2 separate regions of the Homo sapiens genome follow, and region 2 is linked to region 1. The links are chromatin loops, found by intact Hi-C in ENCODE. Cell type or tissue: PC-3. All regions are shown on one strand. Links, peaks and the distances in the headings refer to the core of each region. The heading gives the core; the rest is flanking DNA. Region 1 overlaps MGAT4C (MGAT4 family member C). Region 2 overlaps MGAT4C (MGAT4 family member C).

What was found. Hi-C counts contacts between places; a loop is a spot of excess contacts. Peaks named below come from ENCODE experiments on the same cell type or tissue, not always from the same donor. Only the 100,000 strongest peaks of a DNase experiment are listed, where the experiment ranks them.
Region 2: a loop joins it to region 1, with 1.8 times the contacts of the local background. A loop is called at or near these places in 1 of 110 quality-filtered maps.

Annotation. Positions count from the first base shown.
Region 1 is chr12:86,132,513-86,148,315 of GRCh38, forward strand. The region is part of intron 1 of MGAT4C (MGAT4 family member C); the gene reads right to left. Among named protein-coding and RNA genes, the nearest start is that of MGAT4C, 120 kb to the right of the region's middle. In PC-3, for the core only: no CTCF peak of the experiment used is centred there; DNase peaks (open chromatin) are centred at 2,279, 5,609 and 7,349; H3K27ac peaks cover 2,400 bases.
Region 2 is chr12:86,000,554-86,016,356 of GRCh38, forward strand. The region is part of intron 2 of MGAT4C (MGAT4 family member C); the gene reads right to left. Among named protein-coding and RNA genes, the nearest start is that of NTS, 130 kb to the left of the region's middle. In PC-3, for the core only: no CTCF peak of the experiment used is centred there; a DNase peak (open chromatin) is centred at 6,298; H3K27ac peaks cover 382 bases.

The DNA of each region.
Region 1 (15,803 bases), core at 758-8,757:
GCTGGGCGCGGTGGCTCACGCCTGTAATCCCAGCACTTTGGGATGCCAAGGAGGGCAGATCATGAGGTCAGGAGATCGAGACTATCCTGGCTAACACGATGAAACCCCGTCTCTACTAAACATACAAAAATTAGCTGGGCATGGTGGCGGATGCCTGTAGTCCCAGCTACTCGGGAGGCTGAGGCAGGAGAATGGCGTGAACCCTGGAGGCGGAGCTTGCTGTGAGCAGAGATCGCGCCACTGCACTCCAGCCTGGGCTACAGAGCGAGACTCCGTCTCAAAAAAAAAAAAAAAAAAAAAAGAAAAAAGAAAAACTGACAGTAGGGTTAAATGTTATTATTTCTCAAAAGGATCCCAAATTGATATGTCAAATTAAATCAAAGTACAAATTTACTTCTAAACATGGCATCATTCATTTTTTCATCATATTGATGGATTCAGTTTCTTTACCGAGTCTATATATTTTCTCAGTTCAGAAACAAAGTGACTTGTTCTTTATATTACTCTCCTTGGGAGAAACATCTGCTAAGTATTTGAGACTTAAGTATTTTCCTGTGTCTAGAAGAAGTACCTTTGTTATTGCTTTGTTTCATACCTATATTTGCATAATTTTGTTCAAGAGAAGTATACTTTCTTTTCCAATTACTACCTATTAGAAAAATAAGCAGATAAAATGTACTTAGAAAGCACATGTTAAGTAATTTGCTCATTTATATTTGATTAGATTGCTCTTTAATTGTATCTGGGAAGGTTTAGAGCGTAGAGAGTGGGAAACAAATACTTAAGCATTGCAGTAGCCTGCCACCCATCAAAAGCACTTCACTTCTTAAATGTCAGTATCCTTATTTGTAAATGACGACTTTGTTACTTGTCTTGCCTTATAAGCTTTTGGAAGCATTTTAGAGTAAATGAGTTTTTTGATAAAGCACTGCAAATTTAAGATCAGTTTGATAATTTTCTCTAATTTAAAATGTACAATAAAAGATGGACAGCTTATCTTTTATGAAGATTCCTTAAAAGCTCTAAATACAATCAGGGTTACTTCACTGGATTAATAACAGAATTAAGTCAGTATTTATTGCACTAACTTCCTACACTTATTATAATGCAGGTTATTACCTGTGGTAACTTCTTTTCTAATAAATGGATTCAAAATCCTTATATGTAAAGATCCAAGGAGCTGCAATTTACAATGAAAAACAGTTTGATGCTTAATAAATCTCCTTTAATAAGCATTCAGTTAAGTAAAAGTGTTAAAATTTTGGTAAAAATATCTGTAAGAATTTATTCATGACTTTGCAATAGACCTTTTGGATGACACATATTCAATTAGGGAAAAACAAGATGAAACAAAAACAAAGTAATCATCTCATTCCATGGAGAACTTAGAAATATGCAATTTAGTTGCTAAATTTAGGTTTTATTTCAAACTTAGGAGATTTTATTCCTAATTTTACGTCACTATAACAATAACTAAAAATACTAAAAAGTTCAAATGCTACGTTTGCATTTTTTATTTTTCTTGAATTCAAGAAGAAAAAACAGCATATAATTAATCACATTATTTCTAGTTATGTGTTTTACAATTCTATGTTACTCATAAATCGTGACCATTTTTGTTTTCAGTTATGATAGCCACTTAGTTAGACTCAAATAATGTTTTCTAATAGTCTTGTCTAAATAATTCACAAACAGGATCCACAAGTTCCAAAATGTAATATTTTATTTGATTAACCAGTAATTTTTAGTCCTCATTTTTGCTTGGACATAACTTTGTCAAGAATATTATAGGACTATATACATTTCTTACTATCTATATTCACTTCAAAATTTTAGCTAATATAGATTTCAAGTTCTTGTTTCTTGCAGAATCTCCCACCCCAAACCCATTATAAAAAGGTTTGTTTGGAAAAAGAAATATTTTTTTGATATGGTGTGGTTTTTGTTGTAAGTAGGGTTTATAAATTTAAGGACCACCCTTCATCCACCAGTTTTTAATTTAATCATGGGTTTCTTGTGCCTGATAGCAGCATAACCCATTTTTCTATTTTTTTTCCTTTGTCACCCTCACTAATGAAACCAGTAATAGTCCTGAACCCCATGCCGTTTTGTCATGTAGTTACAGCTTGTCCTTTTATAAAAGAAAATTAGAAAACTGCTGAGTGTTATAGATATTAATGGTTGTTAGAAAAGCATAATAAAAGCCTCTCTTTCTGGAGCACTGCTAAGCTTTTATGTCATTATTCATGAGTGACTAATGCATTCAAAGAAGAGTGCCGATCTCTAAGGCTGGGATGATGAACAGTGGAGAGGGACAGAATGGCTAAGAGAAAGTCGTTTGTCAAATGTGAAGATTTAATAACAGGCTTGCCTACAATAAGATATTTCAGCTGAACTTAGAAAAAGAAACTTTTCTTACATATGAGGTATTATTCATGGTATTTCAAATCACCAGGAACAAATCTATAGGATACCTTTGTTTAAATGAATATTTTTCAGGAACACACACAACCCCCAAATCCAGAAAGTAAGCGTCTTATGAAATGCCATTGAACTATACCTGTTTTATTTCTTTTATCATACCATATCACATATATATTGCTCAATTTGTGGGTAGTTAAAAGAATCATAAATAGAGCATCTGGATTTGTTGGTGTTCTTTGACTGTAAGCAATGAAAACCAACTCAGGGTTTATATAAAACATGAGTTTATTAGAAGGATATAGAGTAGCTTTTGAAATCCTAGGAAAGTCTGAAGATCAAGGAGGACAGGATCAAAGACGTTTCTAGAAGTATGGTAGGAGGAACTAATGGACAGTCTCATGAGGGTAATGCCATTAGTAAAAATCACCTCCCAACATTTTTGTTTTAAACGTTTTTCAGTTCAAATTTCAAATTCCAAAGACAGACAGCCATATGACTATCAGGGGAGAGTATGTGCGTGATCTTATTTGTAAGGTTTCAGGCAAAGGCTGGATGGTGTAATTACGCAAGCAAATATTGAGGTTGTATTACTTAAAAAAGTAAGGGGGGGCAGACAAGATAAACGCTGGGAAGATAAAAGGATAGTTATGAACTATACCTGCCTTCTGGATATCTCTCAGGCCTATTTATTTTCTTTTTCCGCAACAAACACAAAATTATAGTGACCATTTACATAGTGTCCTAAACTACATGCTTTCCTGTGACACTGATTAGAATCTGTCCCTTAGAGAATGTCAGCATCATCTTTGATTTAGCAGCATCTTAATGTTGTATAGAAGTGTAACAACTTATAACTGCAGGATAAAATATGTTTTTCAGATTAAGGTGATCAATAACCTCTAATTCCAAACACATTATTGCTAAATTACGATGCATGTGAAATCTGGATACAAGTTAACTACTGATTAATTCATTGTGACTCGCTTGGCTTAGGGATACAGTTTAAACATGGAAAGATAAGAGAAGAAAATAATTTTGTTCATTTGGACTAAAACTGTAGTTTTGGTTTCTTCAGAACAACTCAAGAATTTATATTATTACTGGAGAATTAGTTTTGCTTCATTTTCTCATAGATTAGTAATACATAAAGGGAATTTGATTTTGCAAACATTATTGTTTAAAACATCAATAAATATATCCATAAAATAATCACTCTATTAGTCTGTTAGATAGATCAGTCATCCATTAATTCAATTAAGAATTATTGAGTCTTTTATGTTCTAAGAAGTGTTCTAAAAACAGGGGCTCTATTTGGTGGGAAAAACAAAATGAAACAAAATAAAACTCTGTCTTTATGTAGCTCACATTCTACTGGAAATATACAAGATAAATATACCCATGAATATATAATAAAATGCCAGCTAGTTGCATGTGCTATGAAGAAAAAAGAAAGCATGGAGATGGAGAATAATGGAGGTGGGGGTGGTGACGTGGAGGACAAATATTTTAGATAGAGTGGTTAGGAAGGGCATCTATAAGTGTGTCCTTTGAATAGGAATGACAATAAGATTAGACAAGCAGTTACATCACGAAGACGTTATGCAATGTGAAAGAGTTGGTCAATTAACATCTGATAGGGTTTCGTTATTCTTTAAGTGTTATATTACTCAAGATCCCATCAGTTATTTCTTTTCCTACCCTGCAAACATTTCCTACATTCTCTTATCCACTCATATCTTTGTTTTTTTGTTTTTGTTTTTTCTTTTTTTGAGATGGAGTTTTGCTCTTGTCATCCGGTCCGGCATGCAATAGCGTGATCTCAGCTCACTGCAACCTCCGCCTCCCAGGTTCAAGTGATTTCCTGCCTCAGCCTCCCAAGTAGCTGGAATTACAGGCACACACTACCACGCCTGGCTAATTTTTGTATTTTTAGTAGAGACGAGGTTTCACCATGTTGGCCAGGCTGGTCTCGAACTCCTAACCTTGTGATCCGCCCACATCGGCCTCCCAAAGTGCTGGGATTACAGGCATGAGCCGCGCGCCTGGCTCACTCATATTTTTGACTATAAAAATATGATAAGATTATTATATGCGAAATCCTATCTGGTGTCCTGAGCTCCATTACAGACTTCAGACTTCAACTGTTTAGTGTCTGTCAGGATACCAGAATGTCCCAGAGTCACCTTATATACATTCTTTCCAAGTCGAAATGAATTATTTTCAGCATCCCATTCATATTCCTTTCTTAACTCTGTAACCACATATAGAAACCTACAGCCATTCTTGACTACTTTTTCCTCATGGAAACATAAGACTCAATTTATTTTGCATCTTAAATATTTCATAAATAAAAAAGCTGCTTCTGTTCATTCTGACTACCCTCATCCTTTATCATTGATTACTTGCACTTTTGCAACAGCTTCCCATATATTTTCCTAGGCTTCAATTAAATATCCTCATCTGTCCTTCTACTGACCTTACTGAGATAATTGTATATATGACTTTGTCAGGCTCCTTCTTAAAACCATTCAGTGACTGTTATTGCCTAAAGTCCAAGCTCCTTATAAAACATTACTTCTTATATAATCAGTCCTAAGTTTAAACAAGCCCTTTGATTAAATCTAATAAATTCTTATCAGTTCTTTACTCACCTTATACGCTCAAGAAAAGTATTTAACAAAATCGACCATGTCTAGGAACTCTCTTTGGATTCTGTGATGCCATATTTTGCAGACATTTGTAGGTGCTATGGCCAGATTCCTTCCGATTACTTTTATCATATCTGCATACCTATACTCCCCTCCTATGAAACTTGCTTCTAACTTCCTGCATTTGCAGTTAAATTTTAAGGACTGCATACAGACAACTGTGACCCTTTTGCAGAGAACAGACAGTACGTGGGAGCCAATAACCACATGGAGCTGACTTCGGCAAATACCCTATGAGAGTATAAAAGTTCAGCTCATTTGCATGGAGTTGGGAAAAATTCTGAGGAGCATTTTACCCTTCAGGTCTTGCCTAAGGAAGCAGGCTACAGTTGGGATTTTCCCAATAATCACACACTTACATGGTTTCTTCCTCTTCCCTACTCCCTTACCAGTTTCTCCAGAAATACTTTTCTAATAAATCACCAGAATGTGAATCACGTTCTGAAAGGCCTGCTTCTGAAGACATGATTAAATACTCCACTCTATCCTGTTTCCTTTATCCTGCTTGGCTCCTCTTCCTTGCTTTCCGCTACCAGCTTTTCCTTCTTCATCCAACATACAAATTCCTGAGTTCCTCAGCACTCAAACTCAGACTCATTTCTCATTGCACTCTATACCCCCTCCTTAGGCAATTTTGCCCATACCTATGACTAATGTTACAATCATTTTTTTTTTTTCACTACCCTAGACTTTTCTTCTCAGGGTTAGACAATATACCTAACTGCCTCCTCAGGATTCCCACTTGGATATCAGGCAACTCAAACTCAATGTATCTCAATGATCTAGCTCAACAAACATTGTATATAACATATATATATATTTCCATATATATCCATATATATATTTCCATATATATATCATGTATATATTTCCATAGATATATCATGTATATATTTCCATAGATATATCATGTATATATTTCCATAGATATATCATATATATATTTCCATATATATATTTCCATAGATATATCATATATATATTTCCATAGATATATCATATATATATTTCCATATATATCATATATATTTCCATATATATATTTCCATATATATCCATATATATATAAAATACAAATCATCTCTATATTAGGTACTCACACTATGGAGGAAAATTAACAAGAGAACTGCTGGCTTAAGCGGGCATTCAGACTTGGAGGAGGAAGGTAGAAAGTTCTTTTGGACTAGTGTCAGGAAGAGAGGAACTTTCCTTATAAATTAGCAGCCACAGACAGCCTGCCTTGTATCAAGAGGGGTGGAGAGGAACAGTTAGACAATAATATCCTGTGCAAGAGGATGTGGGGAGGAACAGCTGGAAGATCACGTGTGAAAGGCCACAATGGAAAATGCTGTGTCCTTCAGAGTCTCTCCCAACATCATCTTCCTGGGTCCTCATGACTTCCCTCCATCTTGTTTGCCTCACCCTAGAGTAATTAACTATATTTCTACTGAATTTTTCTGATAATTTTCAAAATATTTTCTTTGCATCTAATCTTATCCTTCTATGATGTGTTTTACAGTGTTTTATTAAGTATTTAGAAATTATAAAAATCATTAAAGGCTATAAAAGATAAGACTAACATGCCAAATGACTAATTTATCCAGCAGTTTAAGAAACCCCCTGGGTGCTTCTCTCTTTCCTCAGGCATGACCATTTTTGTGACTTTTAGTTTCATCAGTCATTCCCTTGATTTCCTTAAAATTTTATCATTTATGTCTGTATCCCTAAAATATATTGTTTATTTTTCCTATATGTTTAAAAGACTTAACTATAAAATAATACTGTATATATTCTTCTATGACAACTTTTTTCACTCAAAATTATGTTCCTTATCTTCATATATGTTATATGAATCTTTTTTTAAAATTTTCACGGATGTATAATATTTCATTATATAAGTAAAATATAACTTATTTACCCATTCCAATGTTGATGGGTATTTGGGAGTTTTTCAATTTCTAAAGATTAACTTAATAACTAACATGAATCATTAATTAATTTACAATTATAAAAAGGCATTTCAATGAAAATGTATATATATGCTTTCTGATATACAAATATAAGAGTTTCTTTAAATAAGAATAGAAAAAAAACGGTTCTTTGAGGATATGACTTAAGCTTTACTAGACAATGCCAAATAATTTTCCACAGCATTTGTATCAACTTTATATTCATAATCCTACCTGCAGTGCATGAGAATTTTAGCTGCTCTGCATTTGCATTAAGAGTCATCCATTCCTCATCCAGCAGTTACTATGACCTTTTACAAATACAAATCTGATTAAGTCACCCAAACCTTGCCTAAAAGCCTTTAATGGTTTCTCAATGATCCTAAAATAAATTCTAAAAGTTTAACATTGTTGAAGGATTCTTTTTGCCCTGACCTCTCCCTCATTTAGTATTTTATATCATTCTTCTTGCCTTCTATGTCTATACTGGCCTTAAATTTCTTTTTTCTGCCCCAAGGCCTTCATATGATAAACTTCTTCCTGGAACTCTTTAATTCTACCTGTTCCTCTGATTAACTTTTCTCCTTTAGTCATATATTAAATGTCATTACAGCAAGGAAGCTTTTCTGGACTCTTCAGAATTGATTAACTCCCCTCATATTGCTGTAATTACACATTTTCTAAATATAACATTTATCTCAAAAATAATGAAGAAACAATTGTGGTTTAAAATGTGCCCCTATGTCCTTTGCAGGGACATGAATGAAGCTGGAAACCATCATTCTCAGCAAACCAACAAAGGAACAGAAAACCAAACACCGCATGTTCTCACCACATTATCTCCTATAAGTGAGAATTGAACAATGGGAACATGTGGACACAGGGAGGAGAACATCACACACCGGGGCCTGTCGGGGGGTGGGAGGTTAGAGGAGGGATAGCATTAGGAGAAATACCTAATGTAGATGACGGGTTGATGGGTGCAGCAAACCACCATGGTACATGTATACCTATGTAACCTGCATTTTCTGCACATGTCCCAGAGAACTTAAAGTATAATAAAAATAAAATAAAATAAAATAATATGTGCCCCCTACCAACCTTCACGTTCAATAGGTTCAATCATAGTTTCTTGTTCTGTGTTGTTCACAAATTTATTTAGAGCAACTAGAATGTACTTGACAAATAGTCAATGTTCATTATACATGCTGAATGAGAATGACTAATCTCCTCAACACATACACAGTATAGTTTATATTAATTTTCATTCTAGAAGAGATACATTTTTATTCAACCCATAGTTATGTTATTGTTTTACTTTGAATACCCCCAACTTCCAAGTGAGTGGTATGCTTTTCCCTGCCATTGATGCCATGATCTTCTTTGACCAATGAAATGTGCAGAGTGTCATGAAATCAGAAAGGTGAAATGTGCTCATTCTTTTAGGTGTGCCTTATTTCCTTCCACTGGCACCATGAGAGAGGAACATGGTTGAGCTAGCTTGCTGGTCTCTGAAAAATAAGTGTCACATAGACAAGTGTAGATAAGCCAAATACCATCTGATCAACAAATTCAGAGATAAATACTTCTTTTTGAATGCCTCTGAGATTTGGTGGTTATTTGTAGACAGAAAAAGTTAACACACAGAGTAGATAAATTTTTACAAAGGATACAATTCTTAGAAGGACACAAGTTTAACAGAGACAAGTTTCTCAAGGAATTATCAATAAAATAAAGTGAATTCAATTTAAGTTGAAATATAAATAAATAGCTGCTCAAATTCATTTTTTCAAAATAACTTAGATGAAAATGAAATACAAAGTTAAACACTGGAAAATTTGAGTGAAGAACTGCTTGATTTTAAACTGATTATAAGCCTTTTATCACATAAATCTTTTCATGTGTCTAGGCATAAAACAGTAAGGATCATGGCTGTCATCAGCTATGAATGACAATATACCTTACTATTGTATGGGCCAGCTTTAAACTGAACACTTTCTATTAGCTGTACAGAAAGGGTTTTGTAATCTTTTCTTGGAATGGCCCCTATTTTTCAGAGCTGAAATATAAAATGCTATTAACCAATTACCAGCTATACCTAATGTTCAAGTTTAGCTTTTTAGTCATAAAGAAAAAAAAGCTTTTTAAGTTTCAGAGGAAGTGAGTATATCATAACTAAAAGCTTATAATTTAACTCATGTAGATTATACAATTCAAGTGCAATTCATACCCGCTAAGACTATTTCTGGTGGCTTCAGCGACTGGAAATATCTCTAACCTTATAGGCCAAGAAGAGACCCGACAAAAGGAAGCCTTTCACTTCATGCCAGTGTAAGCTTGATGTCAGCATTTTCTACCTTTATTAGGAGAGTTACTGTCCTTTTCTTACAGGGGAGTGGTCTTATGTTAGGATCCAAACAACACTAATATGAGGAAACAGTAATTCTAAGGAAGCCTCATCAACTTTATTACTGACTCCCCTGGCTTTAGTCAGTCCTACTAAGGACAAACCTCTGACTTCAGTTAAGCAAGTCTGATTCTCTCTTGAAAACTGAGCATTGAAATTCAGGTTTAGCTAATTTGATCTATGGTTTATGCCCAGAATTTAGGTGATGTAAACAGGAAGGTGGTCATGTGGATGTGAAGAGAGAAAGTGAGGCCACACACAGAGAGATGAAAATCAAGCCAATATAGCACACATGTGCAGGTTAAAGATGGAGCTTCCTGCCTAGGTTCTCAGCTGTCAATTCCATTTTCTCCCTTGTGAAGAGGTCAGTGTACCCATGTTTATTTTCATGTAATTAAAGTGAGGTAAGAACTCTGATCTCTGGGTTGCTCATTTTCCTGTCAAACTTAGCTATGATCAAATGAGGTATTTTACATCAGAATCTATTATCTGTAATCTCAGCAATCAGCTACTAGGAAATGTCTCAGTATATACCAATCCTGCTTTCTCTCATTTTCATAGCTGTAGTTCTGTGCAAAATCTAATCCTTTACAGCTGAATAGCTGAATATATAGTAGGGGATTGTTTATATATTTATATTACATATTTAGATATTGGTGGTTACAATAACTACATAGGTAGGGATGGAGAGAGGCATTGTGGTCCATTCTTTTTTTTTTTTGTTTTTTTTGTGGAGGGTTGGGGGTTGTCGAGGCTTCAGTTGGGCTTTTCTTGTTTATAACCAAAATATATTACTGTGGATTCAGTTGTGTCCCTCTCAAAATTCATATGTTGAAGCTCTAACCACCAATGCAACTGTATTTGGCGATAGATCTTATAAGGAGGTAATTAAGTTAAATGAGGTCAGAAATGTGGGGACCTCATTCAAAAGGATTAATGTCCCCTTATAAGAAGAGGCTCCAGAGAACCCACTTATTGTCTTCAAAATCCCACAAATGAAAGCTGTGTAAGAACACTGCCAAACAGCGATTGTCTATGAGCCAGAAACAGAACCCTTACCAGAAACTAAATTTGTTGGCACCTTAATCATGGCCTTTCAGCCTCCAGAACTGTAAGAAAGAAATTTGTGTTGGTTAAGCCACCCAGTTTATGGTATTTTTATATAGCAGTGAATCCCATGCCTGAGGGGGCCCAATATTTACCTGGGATCCTCCAAATTTCTACATAGTGAAGCCAGATGACACAGCAACTCATAAGTTGTCTTAGTTTCAGAATCATCTCCAATGAGATACAGATCTATCATAAAAAGCACACACCTGCTTTCACAGCATGGCTTAAGGGTGAAATTTTCCCTGGACAAAACCAATTTACATTTAATTTATTGCTACCCAGAAGTATGTCTGGCTTTCTGCTTTAGAGGAGATTGTCATGCAGAAAAAGAGGGAAACTCATAAACAACAGTCTATGACAATGTAATAGAGGTGTAGATAGCTTGTTATGGGAGAAAGAAAGACTAACTCATTGGAAATAAAGGAAAAATTTACGCTTAGGGTATTTTTGGGAAAAGTTTACCCTTTCTCACCTGAAAAACAAGACTTCAGGTACTTAAGGTTCTTTGCTGTTATGAGATTTTTATTTTGGCTTACTTAATCAGCCTTAGTATGTTAAAGAGAAGAACCGAAAAACCAATGCAGGATATTCCGATAAAACACAGATACTTGAAAACTTGAGTGGCAGAAATTAGAAGTAAGAAGAAAAGAAAGAAATAAAAAGTGTTTTTAATCAGAAACCCTGAATACTAAACATACTATTTTAGCAGGTTGTAGATATTGTTGAACCCAGCACATGAAGGCAATAGAAACTAACATGTTGAGGGTAGAGAAATAAAAAGAACATAGGCTAGTAAGTGATTTAGGTGCCTCACTTTTATGGCATTCTTTTCCAAGATGGGAATAATGTTGATTTATCCTTTGTGATGTCAGCCCCTAGCACAGTGCCTAGCACATAATATGTGTTAAATAAATTCCAGTCATAGGGATGATGCGCACAAGTACGTGGTTTGCTGAAGAGGGAGCCACTAGGTGGCTGGGCATCCAGGAGAGACCACTCGGACAAATTTAAACAGAGAGGACAGAAAAGACCTTTCATGTACTTTACGTTTTTTACATAAGCCTACATATAGTTCGTTTATATATCCTGGTCCCATATCAAGCCTTAAAATTAATATTTTTTATTTCAGCTTTAATATGCAGTCACTGTAGGCCATGTTAATAAATATTCTTTATTTTAGTAAGTAAAATATTTCTTTTTACCAGGAAAGCTATATGCAGTGAAAACGCTGATAGATTCTCCTAATTGAAACTACATTGCTAGTTATACCCTCGAGTACAGGTCTTATCTCTACTTAATATAGGATGCTAAGAATCATGACACTATTATTAAAATAGAGACACATTATTCTTCAGGTCAGAAAAGAATTGGTATGTGTGACCAAGGGGTTTATACATTACATTTCATCACAACATTGTCATTCTTTTAATATAGTGCAGAACACTAAAAGCTATTGTTTCCATGAATTACAACCCCAAATACTTTCACTCTGCAGATTCATTTTATCAGGATCTCAGTATTATACATCACAACTGTAATGTGTAACATATTTTCAGTACATATCTTTATTGTACGTTATAGGCTAAAGTAGCATAATTATCATTATAGTAAGGTTTTACAAGAGACTTTATGTTTTAATTTTTATGTTCAAAGTTATTTAAGTAGTCACTGCAAGAAGAATCTTAAAAAATACTCATAAGTTATACTATAAAACCAGTCCTTGGAGATTTTAAATTATTTTCAATTTTTAGGGGGTCTTTTATGAGAAGAAATATTTTATCAATAAGGGAGTAAACATTTTCAATGCATGCTCTTCATTTCACATTTTGCTTCAGCTTGCACCAAGTGGTTATTTTGCAGGAAAACAAAACAAAACAAAAAAAATATTAAAGACTCAACTCTGCTGCACTAAAGTAAATCAAAAGCAACTGCAGAAACAAAAAGCTGTTTAAATGCAAAACCTTGCCAACTTTTCTGTCAGGGTATACAACTTTTAAATGGTGTCTAAATATTTTAAGCATAATAAGAAATAGATCTCTAAAACTTATATCGCTATCCACCTCTAGCTTCTGAGATAAATTCTGGCCTGACTAACCATTAGTAGATAATTAGAAATGAAATGGGAGATCCAACATTAACACAGACTTTCTTTTTTTTTGGCTTAGGAGCCTCCTTTATGCAAATTGGTAGGAGACCATTTTCATGCAGTTCTGGCAATCAGTACTTAATTTGTTGATAGCCTTAACAGTTGTGGCCAGAGTATAATTGGTATGGGCCCTTGTGCAAGAAAAATAAATTGGGTTGTGCACAAAACTAAGCAACATAATTACCAACAATTAGACGTTAATTACCAAGTAGCAGATTCTCAAACCTTTCTCCTGAATTTGGCCAAAGCTAGACCTAATTATATTTTTATGTTGTGAAAACATCCATGTGCCTGAGATAATCAGGTGTTCCGAAGGTGCCTTCTGTAGATACTGTGTTTTGTTATGGATTCTCATGTCAGGAAATTAAATATGTTTATATTTGGGCTTATCTAATAATCACAGAAAAGTTAGTGAGGTGGGATTTGTGCTAATTTGGTAGTCATTTATTTACCTTACCTATTTAATTTGATCACTTCTGAAAATACTGATGTAAAAAAGAATGAAAATTATTTTAGGATTATAAAAAGAAAGAACAGAAAGATTTTGCTCAGGCAAAAATAGAGTTTCTCCAAGTATCCTTCACTATAACAAAGAAATCTTTTCCAATATTAGACCCTAGGGGAACACAGCTACAGCCACAGTCTGCATAACAGGTTTTTACTACTAGATGCGACATGAAAAGTATTTATACAAAAAAATTAGCAGATCAAACATTATATTATAACTATGAATGAAAACAGTCTAAGACATTTTTGGGGAACACTAAAAATATGTTGCAGACATTCCTTTTGATCAGAAACATAATAATATTATCAAATTTTAACAGCAAAGCAACATTTACAACAGCATAGCAATATTTACATAGCAAAATAAACATTTTCTTACTTTGTTTTCTATGATCCGAAGACCTGAAACCAAGGTCTAAGAGTTATCCTACCAGGGAGTAGTGGTAAAATCCACTTATTTTCTTACATGTATATTCTAATTATGGCTGGCGGGTTATTCTGTGCTAAGATCACAGGTAAAATTAACATTTTTGCATTCTTGAGGGAATCCACATGTCCCATCGTGTTTTCACTTCAACACATATTTGTTTATTCAATTAGTTAAGAGATACACATACCATTCTCTGAGGAAGATGAGATACAGTTTTCTTCTTTTCTTTTTTACATTAGTCCTCCTGCTTTTTCATCTTCCATTCACTCCCCTGGACTGAGAATTGGAAGTTAATTTTAAAAGTATTTTTAATAGAATGTTATCTACTGGTTTCTTTTCCGTGTTCTCTTATTCTATTTAAATCTCTCTAAGAACTGGGAAGTTATCCGATCTAATGGCCTCTTCAAGGTCTTCATTCTAGACACTGCAGCACTGGATATTTTTGAGATTTTCCTATTTCTTGAAAGCTTCTCTTCCCATGAATTTTATAATATTATTTTATTTATTAATTAAAAATTTAGTGTCTTCTCAATAGTAATCAGCAAAATGTAAAGTTTACCATCATTGAGATTCAAACCCTTTACAATTGGACAACAATCGACCTTATTTGGTACTTGCTTTATACATTCTAATTCTCTCCTTTTTTTTTTTTCCAGATTATAACATGTACTTTCATGTCCATTTACCTGTATCCTTGCATTTTCCACACCTGGCAATGTCCTACATATATTAAACTTCACCAACTCTGTAAAGTTTGGAAGTATTTCTACTGCACAACACTCAACAAACAGACTAAATTATCAGACCATCTAAACAACATTGGATGGATTCTTTCTTGTCTTTAGAATGTCTAGAAAAAGATGTGGAACACCTACATTATGAAATGTGTGTGTGTGTCTGGTGTGTGTGTTTATGATTTTTATTTATTTGTTTTCAACTAGAAGGGCATGCATGTGTTGGACCCATATATGTCTTAGAAAGGTGGGTTGAGTTTTCTAAGACTAGATGAGGTGAGGGTATAGAGAAGAAATAAGATAGCAGAAATTTATTAAATTTTTTTTTTTTTGAGACGTAGTCTCGCTCTGTCGCCCAGGCTGGAGTGCAGTGCCGCGATCTCAGCTCACTGCAAGCTCCACCTCCCGGGTTCACGTCATTCTCCTGCTTCAGCCTCCCAAGTACCTGGGACTACAGGCACCCGCCACCACGCCCAGCTAATTTTTTGTATTTTTAGTAGAGACGGGGTTTCACCGTGTTAGCCAGGATGGTCTGGATCTCCTGACCTCGTGATCCACCCGCCTCGGCCTCCCAAAGTGCTGGGATTACAGGCGTGAGCCACCGTGCCTGGCCTATTAAATGTTTTAACAGTACATTTTTAAATATTACTTAGGATAGTTTTTCCTCCTAAATAACATGTCTGGGTGAAGTATAATCCTAATTTGAGTGGAGCATTGGAGATATTTACAGAAGAAAAGTTGGCTCTCCTTTAAAGTTGGACAAATTGCTATAGTGTGATGGATTACTAGAGAGGAGGAAAAAATGGAAATCATATTGAGTGAAAGTTTTTCTATTTAAGGGAATAAATCAGTAGTATAATTACTTATGTTTACACTAATATTAGTAACTTATAGAGGAGACACTGTAAATTATGATATATAGGTAAGGGATCCATTATTTGGACAGCATAGAAGCACATACAGAAATATAAAGTGGTCTCTCTAAGACAATATTTGAGAGACAAATCTAAGGCTAAATTTAAAGCCTCTTGATTTCAGAACAAAATATTTACTGGCTTCCATTGAGAGTAAAACGAAGAAGAGAGAAAAATTTGAAAAACCAAAACAAAATAATGTTAACAAAAACTACAACATCTATATTGAAGCATTTCATAAAGAACTACTAATTTTGAAAAGAATAATAAAGTGAATGTCTAATTAAATGGCGCATTTTTAAAAGACTTCTTGCAAACACTCTTTTTGCTGTCACTTAAAATTTGTGCTCCTTAGAGAGTGAAAGGAGAGAACCAGGAATCATTAAGCCTAGTACCATAATGAAATACCTGCGTGATGAAACAATCTGTACGACAAGCCTCCATGATGCAGGTTTACCTGTGTAACAAGCCTGC
Region 2 (15,803 bases), core at 2,659-10,658, 130 kb before region 1:
CATATGTCTTCACTAGTGAATTCTACCAAATATTTTAAGGAAAAAGTATACCTCCTCTACACAAGCTACTCCAGAAAATAGAAGAGAAGTAAATAATTTATATTTTCCAGATCTAATAAAGCATTTTTATTAAATTTTATTTGATAACATTTTAAGTAATTTTATGAATAGTAGGAGTAAACATGAATATGTTGAAAAACAACTTTATTAGAAATAATGTTAAGCATCTAAACATAGCTAACCCAGATTTTCTTTCTAATTTTTCCAATTTTGAAAGTATATGTCTACCAAATCTACGATGCCTCATCAACTGCTCCCCAACTATCATGCCAGAACCTGCAACATATCCTTCTTGTAAGCTGTGGTTTCATATTTCTAGTATATTTCTAACAGGCTCATGCTTATCACTAGTTTGGATTATTCCTGCGTTTGCACCATCAAGACACTATACACTTGGGAATTTCAATGGCTCATAATTTTGTTGAAGGGAGGACAATTTCCTTATCCTGTCAAATCAGTTTAGCCAGAATTCCCCATCCTCCATATCTGATCCCTCAATATCTGATCAAATTTCTCACCCACCACTATCTCCCAGGTAATATATGATCACCCTGACCTGCCATCAGTAAGAATCCTTTCAAGCCAGTTTAGCAAAAAATTATCTACCCTCTTAATGATTTTCAATCCACTAACTTGCATTCTTTTCCTTGGCTATAAATTCCAACTTGTCTTTGTTGTATTCAGCATTGAGAACAATCTCTTTCTCCTACTTCAATACCCCATGGCAGTAGACCCTTGAAATCCCTTGAATAAAGTCTAAATTGCCATCTTTAACCAGTGTTATAATTTTTTCTTTAACAGTTTTTGCTGCTATGACTTGTATAGGATCAAATTCATTATTGGATTCCCAATCTTCTGACCCAGAATCCCAAGCACCTACCTTTGAAGCTTTCGTCTTCACTTCTGGTTGATTGATGGATGAGCCATTGGTGATTTCGACTCCTGAGCCAGTGCTCCAAATGATAAGTCTGTTGAAGCACAGTGAGGGCTGAGAGAGCCTGAGTACACTATACAGAGGCTGAGTTAGTCCTGTTTCTTTTTGTAAGAAGTTGGTATAGTCACATGCTTCTCTGTTAGGAAGGTACTGGCTGAATTGTAAATCTTACTTCCTGTTTCTGTCTTTGAGTGGGAATTTACTTCTTGAATCCCTGAGCTGAAATATTTTCCTTGGTTCTTTGTGAGGCAACTCTGTTCTATTTGATCCTATTTCTCCCACGGTAACTTTTTAGTCAACGGAAACCCCCTTCTTAAACTCTCACTGATCGTATACTCCACTTCCTTTCTTGTGGTCATGGTTTTGTTAAGGATAATTTGAGACTTCAGGATCTCTTTGGGAAACTGAAGATTTTCCCGAAGTGAGTCCTCTGAGATCTCTTCCTTCCCATTGCTTCTGCTCCTCCTTCATCCTTTTACTACCTTCAATCTTCCCTTCAGCTTTCTTGAATCTTTTGATATGTGCCTCTTCAGACCTCTTTCCTCTGTCTACCTGTCCTCCCAGACGTTTTTCCTTCCTGCTTCAGCCCTTCAGTCACCTGAACTTTAGGTCTCCTATTTCCATCATAACTTTCAAGGGACTCTAGGACCCCAAAAGCAATTGTCTGAGGTTGAAAAAGGAAAAAAAAAGGCTGATTGAAAAATAGATTGGATATTTTATCCAGATGAGGCTTTGGAGACATCCAGATAGGTGCTTGATGTTCTTTCAGTTTCTTGCCTAAAATGTGGTCACAGCCTCCATAACATTGCATGTATGGGCAAAAGAAAATCTTAAATGTGTCTTCTCCACAAATATTGGCTAAAAGCTTTAGTCCTCATATTGAGAAGGTAACCTTAACTTGTTCCATCTGTCAGAAACACAATGAATAAAACTATAAAGTAGAGGAAATAAGAGAGTATTACTGTGTTGTCTAACTCCTGGCTAAAGTTTCAGAATAAAACCTTTAAGATCTCTTATAATATATGTATACATTACATTTATATACAGATATATATGCAATATATATTCTTATATTTTATACATATAGGTATAGAATATACATATATCCCATTCTATGTATATACAGAATATACATATATCCCATTCTATATATATAGAATATATATTACATATATGTATGAGTAATATATATGATTATATATCATAATATATATGAGATTTATCTGTGGATGGTATTATCAAATTACTTAGTACTTTCTTTTTGTGTTTTAGAGACAGATTCTCACGCTGTCACTCAGGCTGGAGTGCAGTGGTGCAATCACAGCTCACTGCAGCCTCGGATTCCTGAGTTCAAGGGATACTCTTGCCTTAGTATCCCAAGTAGCTGGGACTACAGGCGTCCGCAATCATGCCCAGCTAATTTTCAATTTTTGTTTAGAGATGGGGTCTCACCATGTTGCCCAGGCTGGTCCAGAACTCCTGGGCTCAAGCAATCCTCCTACCTTTGTCTCCCAAAGTGTCAGGATTACAGGTGTGAGCCACCACACCTGGCCTAAAATTTCTTAAATTCTGTTCCAATTTTCAGTGATAAATGTGTGCTTATATAAGGTAAATATTTCTAAAACTCTCAGAAACTAATTCAAATGCTTTTCAAATTCACATGAAATGGACGTATATTTGGCAATTAATACTAGCTTCATATTGTTTGTTTCGTAAAAACAGCTACATTTTCTGATATATCAACATTCAGTATAATATGAATACACATTTTTATTCCACTTGGGCTTACTAGTTGAATCAGGTAATATGTCTTCTAGATGCTTAGGATTAAAAAAATTATCAGTTCGACCTTAGAATAAGTGTACAAGTAAAGATGCAGTAAAGAAGAGTTGTTTGATGCCCATTACTTCATATTTCTCAAGACAGCCATAAAACCAAAAACCTGTGTGTTTAACTTCTTTGGTTTTTGCTTTTGTGATGCTTGCCTAACATGATGATGTTAACTGTAAAAACAGTTAACAGGGAAGTAAATTGAGATTATGGCTAGCTTTGCCTGGTGTTGCAATATAGTTGCTGAAAACGGTTTCCAAATTATTTTTGTTAACTTGAAGTTTTAATGTTTTTCTAAGCTGTATTAAGTAATAAATACTCACTAAATATCTAGGTCATTACGAAGTTTTGTGAAGTTGTGAAGTTTTGTGAAGAAGAAGAAGAAGAAGAAGAAGAAGAGGGAGAAAGCTCAATGCTTTATTAATGCAAAACTAGATTTTTTTTTCTGTGGAAAATGCCAGTTTTCTTGGATTACAGTAAAAGGCCTTTTTGTTCATTTTACCTTTTAAGTAATCTTCCTAGGAAGCCAAGATTTTGTGTCTTATCAAGACAGTTTTCTATGTTTATGTTAACCTTTACCATTGGCCTTGATTATTTAAGAGAACTGAGAGCTTGCAATTTAAAAGCACTAAAGTATTTTACATGTTTTACAGTGTTGCCTTTTCAAAACAAATCTTAAGTGAAATCTTGTTTTTGAACTGATCTTGAAATTTCTCAAAGGGACCCTAAAAAATGTCAAAAAATTTGTTCTTTCACCTTGTAAAGAGAAATACTAAAAATAATTTGGTTTATTTAATTGATACATTGCATTGCATGAAAAGACACTTTCAAATAAGAAAAGATACTTTAACTTTCCCTAGATTATATTTTTGTATGGGCAAACATTATTAGGTATTTTAGAAATCATATAAATTTCCTAGAAATTTATCAATATCCCTGCTGTCCACAATATCTCTTAGTTTAATGTCATCAGTGGTGGCTCTAATTATTATTGTATGCCTCAAAAATAGCCAAATTATCTTGTCATTTGCATCATTTTTATGTTGAACTCTCATTATATGTTAATTTCCATTTTAAATTTTTTGTCATTCACATATATTCTGATTCTTCTCTGAAAATATTTGCAATCAGCTACAAGCCATAATGCTTCATGATGGTGTTGATTAATTTAGAGACCATAGTACTGAATTAAGGATTTTCAGAACTAGAGTAGACAAGCCAATGGGTTCATGAAATTTCTAACCCAAGAGCAAGGAGAACAAGAATTATTTGTTCTGATGGACAATAATGAAGTGAAGAAGAGTGATTATGGTTTTGTTTGACAGTTTGTTGGTTCTTAAATGTCCTATTTTGTGGATATAAGCACTCCCTTCCTTTTTCTCTTATTTATGGAACCACAGAACCAGCCCAATCTGGTTCAACTTTGAATAATAAAATGGTGAGTTATTTTTCAGTTGCCATGGGTTCTGGGTTGCAATTTATGTAAACTGCTTATGCTCAGATGAACCACATGTGTAACTGTAGGCAGAAACTAAATTCTAGGACCAAGAAACAGGGACTGAATTAAGAAGGGGACATCTCATGACATAATTCAATTAGATCAAGTCCTGGCATCACCCCATGGCACAATCCAGTCGGATCATGCCTCATGGCATCATCTCGTTGTAAGATCAAATCAGATCACACCTCGTTACCCTCTGCCTATAAAACCTGCCCCAGTCACCAGCCTGAAGAGACAGATTTGGTCACTGCCTTGTGTCTCCTTGCCAATAAACTCATGATAAAACCTTTATTTTCTCAAAGACTTGTGCCACATTGGGCAGAGAAGCCATTGCTTACTCAGTAACATTTACACTTGTAAAAATCAGTAGATTATACTTTTGTACATATAATATTTTCTCCCTGATCCTTCCAGAATTTGTAAACTATTGAGTATTCTTATTTTCCTGGCAATATAGTTATTTACATGAATTTAATAAGAATCTGTTCTTGTAACAGAACACAATTGGAAACATTGGTTATATTTATAAGGTTTTGACTGCAATGTCATATTTGAGAATGATGTGTATAGAATCTGAGTTAGGAACTGAGGTTAACTTTATAATAAGGAACAATTTTTACAAAGCTATCTTGAAAAAGCTGGCCCAATAATAATTGGCTTCTAGGGTTCTTAGCCTTACAGATGAGTAAGGAAGATCACTTCCTAGCAGGCCCAGGGAAGATGGGCTATCTTGGGAACCTCAAGAAGACAGGAATTCATTCAAATCTGTAAGTACCAGAAGTGAAGTCTGATGGCTAGTTCTTGGCTGGACTTCTTAGCTTCAAAAGGTTTTTGAAATTATAACCTGAGATTCCTTATGAAAAGTTCCAGCAAAGAAAACTCAAAAAGACCTATGTGGTCAATTACCATTCTTCCTTTCCTTATGTAAATAATCAGGTCAAATCTAATGAGACCAGATTTATTTTGTCTTTTAAAAGAGAATAACCTCATTTTGGTTATCTTTGATAAAAAATAAGTGTGACTAGAGAGATACATTTTATGTTCCAGTGGAAAAATATAGTGCACTCTTGTGAGTTCTCGATTATTCTAGCTTTTTTCCAGTATCCGTCTACAACTTCCAATTTTCTCTCACCCTCCTGACTTGGAGTCAATGAGATGTAAAACTGCCCTTTTTTCAAAACTCTGCAAGCTGAAGCTCGACTATGTGATATAAACATCATGGAAATCACTGTAACAGATTATGTATGGACAGCCTTTGTGCTTGTTGCTGTGTGGGCCACTCAGAATGTTCATGGAAACACTTCATGCTGTCACTGAAAACATTCAACCTGCAAACCCAGAAGCTTTGTCAGTTTGCCGCTGCCATCCCCACTTCCCTATCTAAAGATTCTTCAAGCTCAAATCAAGATGTCTTCTTGAATGGCGGCCCTGTGGAATCAGAAACTGGGTTTCTAACCATTAATTTTTTTGTTAATTTTCATAGAAATTCCCCTCATTAAATTCCTGACTGCTAACCCATCCAGCAAATATATTATACTACCATATCCCAACAGATGTTTCAGCTGGTCCTCAATGAGCAAAAGATAACTCAAAAAGAAACAGACTTGTTTTGTTCAATGGAAAAAAGAATATTTCTTTTCTTGAACAAGAGGAGGGACTGACAAAGAATCTCTCCTTGACTAAACTTTAATCAGTCTCCTCTGAGCTGAAGTAGGCCCCATGTTGGGCATATCCTCCAAGAGCCTAGTTTTAGCACTTACCCTGTAGAGTCGGCTTAGCCAAAATCCCCTGCTCTCCATATTTCATCCCTCTCAACATCTGATCAAATTTTTCATCCACCACCATCCCTCAAGTAATGACTGACAAATCTATCTTGCCTTAAGCAAGAAACTTACTGGGTCATTTTTGCAAATAATTACTCTACCCTCTTAGTGATTTTTCCATCCACTGACTCACATCCTGCTCCTTGGCTATAACCTTCTACTTTTCCTTTTGTATTCAGAGTTTAGCCCAATCTCTGTCCCCTACTACAAAACCCATTGCATTAGCCTCCATGAAGTTCCTTGAATAAAGTCTACTTTATCAGTAATAAGGGTCATGATGAATCATTTTCTTTCTTTAACAGCATCTAAGAATCTGATTCATCTAATAATTGTGAATCATATAATTCCTCTAATAATTATGACTAATATAAAGAGTATCTTCCTCTGTTTATATTTTTCTCTTTATCATTATCATAGGAAAATTAAAAATTCTGCATTTTCAACTGTGTTCAATGAATGGTTAAATATACAGATTAAAGGATAATGTCTTTAGAATTTTACTTACATACATGAAAGACTGCAATATTTTGGGCAGCACAATACCAATAGTGAAGAATACTATCCTGAAATGGGGCTTTATTTCAATACTGCATCTTCCACCTAGATGAGTCCATCATTCTTCCATTTTCTAATTATTTCAATCTATGCTTTAGCACAGTTAGAATAATTTATATGTGATGAAATACTCTCTATTAACATGAAATAGTAAGATATTTCAGGATATAAAAAATATAAGATCACCATGATCTGGTAGTGTATCATAAGATTTACCAAAAGGTCTAATGGGCTCATATGTTAATTATAATTTATAATGAATGTGCCATTTAAACAAGAATAAGTTTTCTCTTTTTTTGTCTGGTAGAATTCAAATAAAGTATAAATATCATCATACGACAAACTTTAAAACAAAAATGTGTTTAAACAAACAGAAAAAAACAATAAAAACAAAAAACTAATTGGTTTCAACAGACTCTAATGATTTATCAAAGGTGAACAGTATTTTTCGATGAGCAGCCATTTTTAATGTTGTTGATAAAGTCAAGTTCATTAATTTTTTATGGTATTGCTTTTGTGTATTCTAACAAACCATTGCCTAATTAGTATCATGGAAATATTCTCATATGCTTTCTTCTAGAGGCTTTATAGTTTTAGTTTTTAGGGTAGGTATAATAACCATCTTAAATTAAGTGTATGGTGTGAAGAAGAGGATGAAGTCCCTTTTCTATCCCATTTATTCAGTTGTATTGGGTGCCTTTGTTGAAAATCAGTTGGATATATATGTGTGGTTATATGTTTGAAATCTCTATTAGGTATATGTCTCTATTTATTTTTCTTTATGTCAATATCATACTATCTGGATTACTATCTGAAATATGATGATGTGAGTCATTTGCATTACTATGGAAGTTTTATCATCAATTGTCAATTTTGACAAAAACAATCTAGAATTTTTATTAAAAATTTGTTGAGTCTGTAAATTATTATACAATCAACTAACCAATTTCTACTGAAAAACTATTTAGAATTTGAGAATTTGCTGGTTGTACAAATAAATTATTTGAATCTAAAAATACATTTTTCTCAACATGGTATTTATTTACATTTATTCAGGTCATCTTTAATTTGTCTGAGCAATGGTTTTATTTTTCAGTGATGCTGACATCTTTCATGCCTGTAAAATTTATTATTAATAATTTTATCTTTTTTCTATTATAACAAGTGCTTTCTGTAAACATGTTTTCTGCTACTACATAGAAATTCAATTTATTTTTCTATATTGATGCCTTGGATCCTGTGACCTTGTTAAATTTAACCATCATGATATTGACAAGCAATAAAGAGTTTTAATATTTTTTTCCAATCTCTAAGACTTCAACATTTTGTTGCTGTTATTGCTGCCTTATTTCAATGGCAATAAGTAAATGGGCTTCCAGTAACATGTTAAATAGAAGTTATTAAAACAAACTTTTGTGCTTTGTTATGATGTTAGGAAGAAAGCGTTAAGTATTTCAATGTAAGGTATGAAGATAGTTGTAGTTTTCTTACAGATGCACCTTATCACACTGAGGACATTTGCTTCTATTCCTGGATTGATAAGGTTTGATATTGAGAATAAGTGTGGAATTTTGTCAAATATTTTTTCTCCATCTGTTGAATTGAGGGAGCTTTTTTCTCCTTTATTGTGCTATACGATGGATTATACTTGCTGATTTTGTAATTTAAACCAAATAGAAGTATACATTAAATAATTATATAATTATTTTTATATACTGTTGATTTGCTAAGATTTTCTTTCTGCATTTATGTTCTTCAGAAATATTGATATGTAATTTTCTTTTTTATTTTCCAATATTGTTGTCAGCTTTTGCTATTGGAGTGCCAATCTCAGAGAAACCTTAAGTCTAGGGCTAATTTTGCCTTACAGCTAAGGCAATACCCTTCTGAGTACTCTATCTAATGACCTGCATATTACAAACTTTTTCATTTCAGTTAAGAATTACTCTTAGAATAATTCTCTTTTAGAATAATTACTCTCAGAAATAAGAATTACTCTTCTTTTCTGTGTGCGTTCCAGAAGACATTGCAACTGTTCCTTTCCAGTGATTCTTTAGTAGCCTTGAATAGTTTCTTCACACACATGCCATAATGAATGCTCAGACATAAAATAATCCCTTTCTCTCTCTCTCCCTCCCTGCAGTTGTGTTTTCCATGCAGCTTTCTCCTCTCTAGTATCTGCTTGTGAATTACAGCCACTGCAGAATCCAAATATCTTAGCTATGTCTCTTCAACTCAGAGAAATCAGTTGTGTCTTTGAGTTCACTCTCCTTGTATTGCAACCCAGAACCTCTAGCCAGTAAGCTACGAAAATGACCTCATTTCCCACCCCATCCCCCCAATCAGGAATCACTGCCTTGTTCTGCCTCTTTTATAATGTCTAAATTTTGTTTTACTTTTATTAATTCTGCTTTTCTTTTAGTTGTTTAAGGATAGAGGCAAATCTGACCCCTATTTCTCCATCATGGTAAGAAGCATATTTCTGGTTATAAGATTTTTTGCCTACACATTCTTTCCTTTATTTTCTTGAAAAACGTTGCTCCATTATTGTCTTGCTTTCTATCTTACTGCTGAAAAATCTAATCCTACCTGGTTTTCTTTCCATTATAAATGCCTTGACAAATGTAAATGAGTTGGTTGTGTAGCTTAGAGGCTTGCTGAATATTTTATCTTTAAAGTGGTATCACATATGTCTTGGGGTTATCAATTCTTGGTAAAGTACTCAAGAATTACTGAAGAAATTCAGAAAAATCACTCGATCACTTGATATTTCATTGCATATTTAATTTTAAACAGACATAGGGAATATGGTGTAAGAATAATGCATAAATGTTATATATTGTGATAATGTCAAAAAATACCCAATTAAAAATACAAGAAGATAGAAAGGGGGAAGTAGTCTAAGTTTGTATATCTACACCATATAGATAATAGGTGTAAGTCACAGACTATTATTTAAAGCAAAACAGACATCAGAAGCAAAGTTAGAAAACAGGACTAATGAAATAAAGATGATTGTAAAAGGTAACTACTTAAACAAAACTGCAAGAGTTCCTAAATACCAAAATGAATATAAGAAAAATATCTGCAAAACTACTAGTGCTATGGTTTGAATGTTTGTCTTTTTTAAAACCCATGTTGAGGATAGACATGGTGGCTCATGCCTATAATCCCAGCACTTTGGAGGCTGAGGCGGGCAGATCACGAGGTCAAGAGTTTGAGACCAACCTGGACAACATGGTGAAACCCCGTCTCTACTAAAAATACAAAAATTAGCCATGCGTGGTGGTGCACACCCGTAATCTCAGTTACTCAGGAGGCTGAGACAGGAGAATTGCTTGAAACCGGGAGGCGGAGGTTGCAGTGAGCTGAGGTTGTGCCATTGCACTCCAGCCTGAGTGACAGAGCAAGACTCTGTCTCTAACAAACAAACAAACCAACAAACAAACAAACACACAAAACCCATGTTGAAAGATAATCCCCAGTGTAACAGTATTAAAAGGTGAGGCCTTTAACAGGTGACTGGATCATGAGGCTTCTGCCCTTGTGAATGGATTAATCCATTCATGGATTAATGGGCTAATGGATTAGTGGGTTATCACAGGAGGGGTTAGTTATCACAAGAGTGGGTCTGTTATAAAAGTTAGCTTGACTCTCTTGTGTCTTTTTAGTCTTGTGATGCCTTTTGCCATGTTGTGATGTAGCATGAGGCCCTCACCAGAAGCCACCCAGATGCTGCTACCTGATATTGGACTTCCCAGACTTCAGAACTGTAGAAATACATTTCTGTATGTATAAATTACCCAGTCTCTGTATTCTGAGATAGCAACAGAAAACACACCAACACAATCACAAAGGGAAATATAATACAATGAGCAACTTTCTAAATCAGAAACACAGAAGATGCAAGAAGTCAAAATTCCTAATAATAGGGGCCTTTAATTTTCACAGCCCAATATAGATCAAGAGGCCAAAAATTGCCAAATATCACAGCAGTAAATTGCATAAGTCAAGAACTTTTAGAGACATAAGCGCAGGTTTATGAATTCACTTCACAAACACAGTGAAGGAAATTAATATTCTTATCTCAGAATTTCATAGTTTCAATAGTTTAAACATTAGCAAAGACAGAGAATATAAAAAATCCAAAGTTATCTTTTAGAATTTTAATTTTGGTGTGAGTTTTGGTCAACAAAGCACATATGATAGGTAGAGATTAAGAAAGAATATTTTCTGCCTGACCATCAACCAGTATAATTCAGAATATTACAACAGAGGAGAGAACCACATTACATGAGAGAGATGTTGTTGGCTTATAATAGTATAGTAGAAAACGGGATGAGAGAATTGAAGCAAGTTAATTCCTAGGTAGTAGGATAGGGCCAATAGGTAGCCATTTAAACTTATATTTTAAATCCATAGACACTGTAAAAACATTAGTAACTTAGGGTCCCAGTGTAAAAAAAGTATGTTAATATAATTTGCGAATAATACTGATTACTAGGAATAAACACTATATTGAACATGGCAGACACAAACTCACCATCCTTTACCAGCTCCAAGTGTTAAAGTAAAACTTTGGTCTCAAATTTGCAACCAGGTGAGCACACCCTGATAATATAAACTTCCATGTCACATGCTACTGCCTGAAAATAGCAATCACACAAATGAAGATGAGTTACTTGAGCAGGAGATCTTGGTTCCATGTTCAAATAACATTTTATCTGCTAGAATTTTTTCTTTGTTTTGGAATAATATTACAAAGGACAAGTACGTTTTTCTTTTAAGGTCATGAGTTGATTGTTACAGATTAGGTTTATTTGAAAAGTCGTAACTCATATTATATTATCATGATTTGAGTGAACTATTTCTCAGGATGATACATCATCTTTATATACCCTTAATGTCATAGACATTTGCTTGCTAACGGCATATCCCACGATACTTTTTATTTCTGTTACACCCAATGGGAAATCCTGAGCATATTTTTTTACTAATTATGTTGTGTTTTCAAAAACAGCTTCATCACAAGTTTCTGATCCAAGGCTATTGATTACAGAACACAGTTATGGAAGCAAGGCTATAACAATATCCTTACTTCTCTGTACCAAATACATGCAGCATTTGCATGTCTGGTTCAATAAGGCTTAAGCAGTTTTTGTTTGGGAACAGAATCATATGCTTTTTTAAAGACCTGGGTGAGGCCAGGCGCAGTGGCTCAAGCCTGTAATCCTAGCAATTTGTGAGGCTGAGGCAGGTGGATTACCTGAGGTCAGGAGCTCGAGACCAGCCTGGCCAACATGGCAGAACCCCATCTCTACTAAAAATACAAAAAAGAAAAAAAAATTAGCCAGGAGTGGTGGTGGGCGCCTGTAATCCTAGTTACTTGGGAGGCTGAGGCAGGAGAATCGCTTGAACCCGGGAAGCAGAAATTTCAGTGAGCTGAGATCGCACCATTGCACTGCAGCCTGGGCAGCAAGAGAGAAACTCCGTCTCAAACAACAACAACAACAACAACAACAACCACCACCACCACCACCACCACCACCACCACCACCACCACCACCACCACCACCTGGGTGGTGGGCCTGGTGCAGTGGCTCGTGCTGATAATCCCAGCACTTTGGGAGGCTGAGTTGGGAGGATTGCTTCAGGACAGGTGTTTGCGACCAGGGTGGGCAACGTAGTGAGGCATCATCTCCACGAAAATTAAAAAAAAAAAAAATTAGCCACGGTGGCACATGCCTGTGGTCCTAGCTACTTGGAAGACTGAAAGACTGAGGTGGGAGGATTGCTTGAACCCAGGCATTCAAGGCTTCAAAGAACTATTATCACACTACTGCACAGCCTGGGCAAAAGAGAAGTAAGACCTTGTCTCTTCTTCAACAGAGAAGTAAGACCTTGTCTCTTCAGAAAGAGATGAATGATGAATGTTCATTTACATGAAAGTAATACTTCAAAATATAAACATTGAAATTATTTTGAAGTGATACTGTACCAAGTAATTTTTTTTTGGAGACGGAGTCTTGCTCTATCGCCCAGGCTGGAGTGCAGTGGCGCGATCTCGGTTCACTGCAAGCTCCGCCTCCCGGGTTCACGACATTCTCCTCAAGTAGCTGGGACTACAGGCGCCTGCCACCACGCCCGGCTAATTTCTTGTACCAAGTAATGTTTTAAATAGAAATAAATCCTTTCACTCTATACTTCCCCTCATAAAAGATTATTATATATGAATATATGGATAAACATACTAACATACAAAATGCATATTATATATTCATGCATTTACATTTAATTTATACATAATGTGGCATATATTCCTATACATATAAATAAACAATTATACATATATAAATAGAGCTATATTCACTTATAAATCTGTGAACGTGTACTATTCTTTCGTACCATTTAATACTGGTCCTACCTGAATTTTACCTACTGTTTACAAACCACCAACAAAAAGAACATACGGCTTTTCTAGTGTCAGTCAGGTCCACAGAATCTTAGTGAAAAAAAAAAAAAAGACTTTCTTAGTAAACTCTTTTCTCTCCTACTCCCATAAATATTATCATTTTCCATCATTCTATTCAAGCTTTTCTTCTTTTTCTTTGTTACAACATTTTTGGTATTACATGACTTCTCCTACAATCATATTTAGAGCTTCAGCTAGGACTCCTTCCTGAATCCCAGTCTCAGTTTTTGAATAATGACTATTCTCTTTACCTATTTTTCTGCTGACCAATAAAACACAATGCATCTAAAACTGTAATTTTCCTTTCCTGCCTGCTTCTCCTTCCAGATTCTTATTTTTGGTAGGCTCAGTTTTCTCAGGGCTAAGTTTATAGCTTCTATTCTCTCATAATTAGAAACATGCCAAACCCTCTTTTCCTCAATATCTCACCTGCCACAATGTTTCCTGTTGAGTTCTCACTGCCATAATCAAAGTTCCGGTTAATACTTCCTTTAATTTTGGCAACGGCATTACATTACTGATGGTTTTCCCTACCTGTTCATCACAATTTTGAAGCATCAACCCCTAAACCGGAACTGGGAAACTAGTTTTGGACGTTCCATCCCTAAACCAGAAGTGGGATGATCCGCCCTTGAGGAGAGATCTTGATCCATTTCCAGCCTAGGAGCTTCAAGCAGATGCCTGCTTGAGGATGTTAATGCGGGAAAGGTAACAATCCTGCCTTGCTGTGCTGCGATGTGAATCAAGAAGGCTGCCTGCAAATGATCTCAGTTAACCCAGTAAGAAACCGTCATGGCAACATCGCGTGTTAGTGTGAACGTCAGCCAGCCCTGTTCAGAGCTCGAGGGGGAGGTCCTTTCAGGCCAGGCTTTCCCCTGACCTCATAATTTACGCTGTGAAAATTGTACAGAAGTCGGTCTGTTTTCACCCTGCTGTTGGCAAGAATTGGGGGAAGAAACCTAATGCCCCCTCGAAAGTATGTATTTTTCAGGGCCTGGAATTTGCTGAGTTTTTATTTGTACTCTGCATTTTATGAAAAAAATGACAATGAGGAGCGCCAAGGAGTACTTGGGGACGTGGAGGGCTTGAACAATTTATTATTATTATTATTTTTTATTTTGAGACGGGATCTCTTGCTGGGTTGGAGGGCTCAAATGATCCTCCCACTTCAGCCTCCTGAGTAGCTGGGACTACTGGCATGTGCCACCATACCCGGCTAATTTTTCTTTATTTTTCATTTTCTTTCTTTCTTTTTTTTTTTTTTTGGAGAGGTGGGGTTTTGCCATGTTGTCCAGGCTGGTCTTGAACTTCTGAGCTCCAGTGATCAGCCTCAGCTTCCTGAAGTGCTGGGATTACAGGTGTGAGCCACCACACCCGGCCTCTGTGTCCTACTTCTGTTTTTTCACTTCTGAGGTGAAATAAACAAAGTTTGTTCTGTTTTGTAATAGTAAGAATGGTTACATTAAATAATAATAAGGTTGGTGCAAAAGTAATTGCGGTTTTTCCGCAATTACTTTTGCACCAATGTGTGTGTGTTTTCCGCTAGGAAATGAAAAAAAGGAACTGGGGCCCAGTGTGCTGGAAACTGGAGTGCTTCTAGCACTGTCTCCCTTTGCTGCCTCCCGACAAGCTGTTTGTGCTGTGGTCATGCCAATCAGCTGGGCTTTGAAGAGGAACTGGAGGACCAGCTGTGAATGCACTGTGAGTGAGCATCTCCCATCTTGACTGTACGGAAGGCAGAGGTCTGGCATCCTTTGTGTAAGGACACTGAAGTTTATACAGATTAAGTATAACCTTTGCCCAAATCCACCTGGCTGGAAGAAGCACATTGCACAGTTGCCACCACAGTAAGTCTGGGATTGCTTGAGACAGAAGCTTTAGCAATTGCTGCAATAACTGGAGGAAGAAATAGAAATCCTTAGCAGCTTCATGTAGAGAGTTTCAAGATGGTGACTCAGGGGATCTGAGCTGTCAACTCCAATGGTCCCCTCTGATTTTTAACGACCTTAAAGTGCTTTCATTTAGTGCCTTGCTTGTATATAATCTCACATATTTTGTAAATGCAAAGCAAGTAATCACATTCAAGGACTATTGACCAATTACTTTTATTTCTTTGAGGTTCTGCACAATTGAGCATCCCTGTGTTTTGGACACGTGAAGCTGGTAGGTGAGTGGTAGTAAGTATACAATTCCAAATAAATGGGCTACATTGCTTTCTCATGCACAGCACCTAAACTACTATTATTTCACATTGAACGCCAGTGGAATTATTCATAATCTTCTAGGTGGCTCAAATAGAATAGGCAAGGACTGAGATTTGCTTGTAGGATGAACAGGAAAAAAAGAAATCAAGCATAACTTAAAAGTAATTACCCGTTTTGGTAATGGTGCCCCAAATCTTTGATGAATTGCCATCACATATCAACGAAATGCACTCAACTGGGACAATCCTTTTTCTAGAAGGAAACACTAATGCAGTTTATTAGGACACTACTCTAAAAGACAAATGCGATGTTCCTGTGCCATCAAGTTTTGTCACAAGGTTGAAATGACCTATCCCAGTGAAATTTAAGAGCCAGAAGATTTTCAAATATCTATATGGAACCAGAGGAAGATAGAATGACCTTG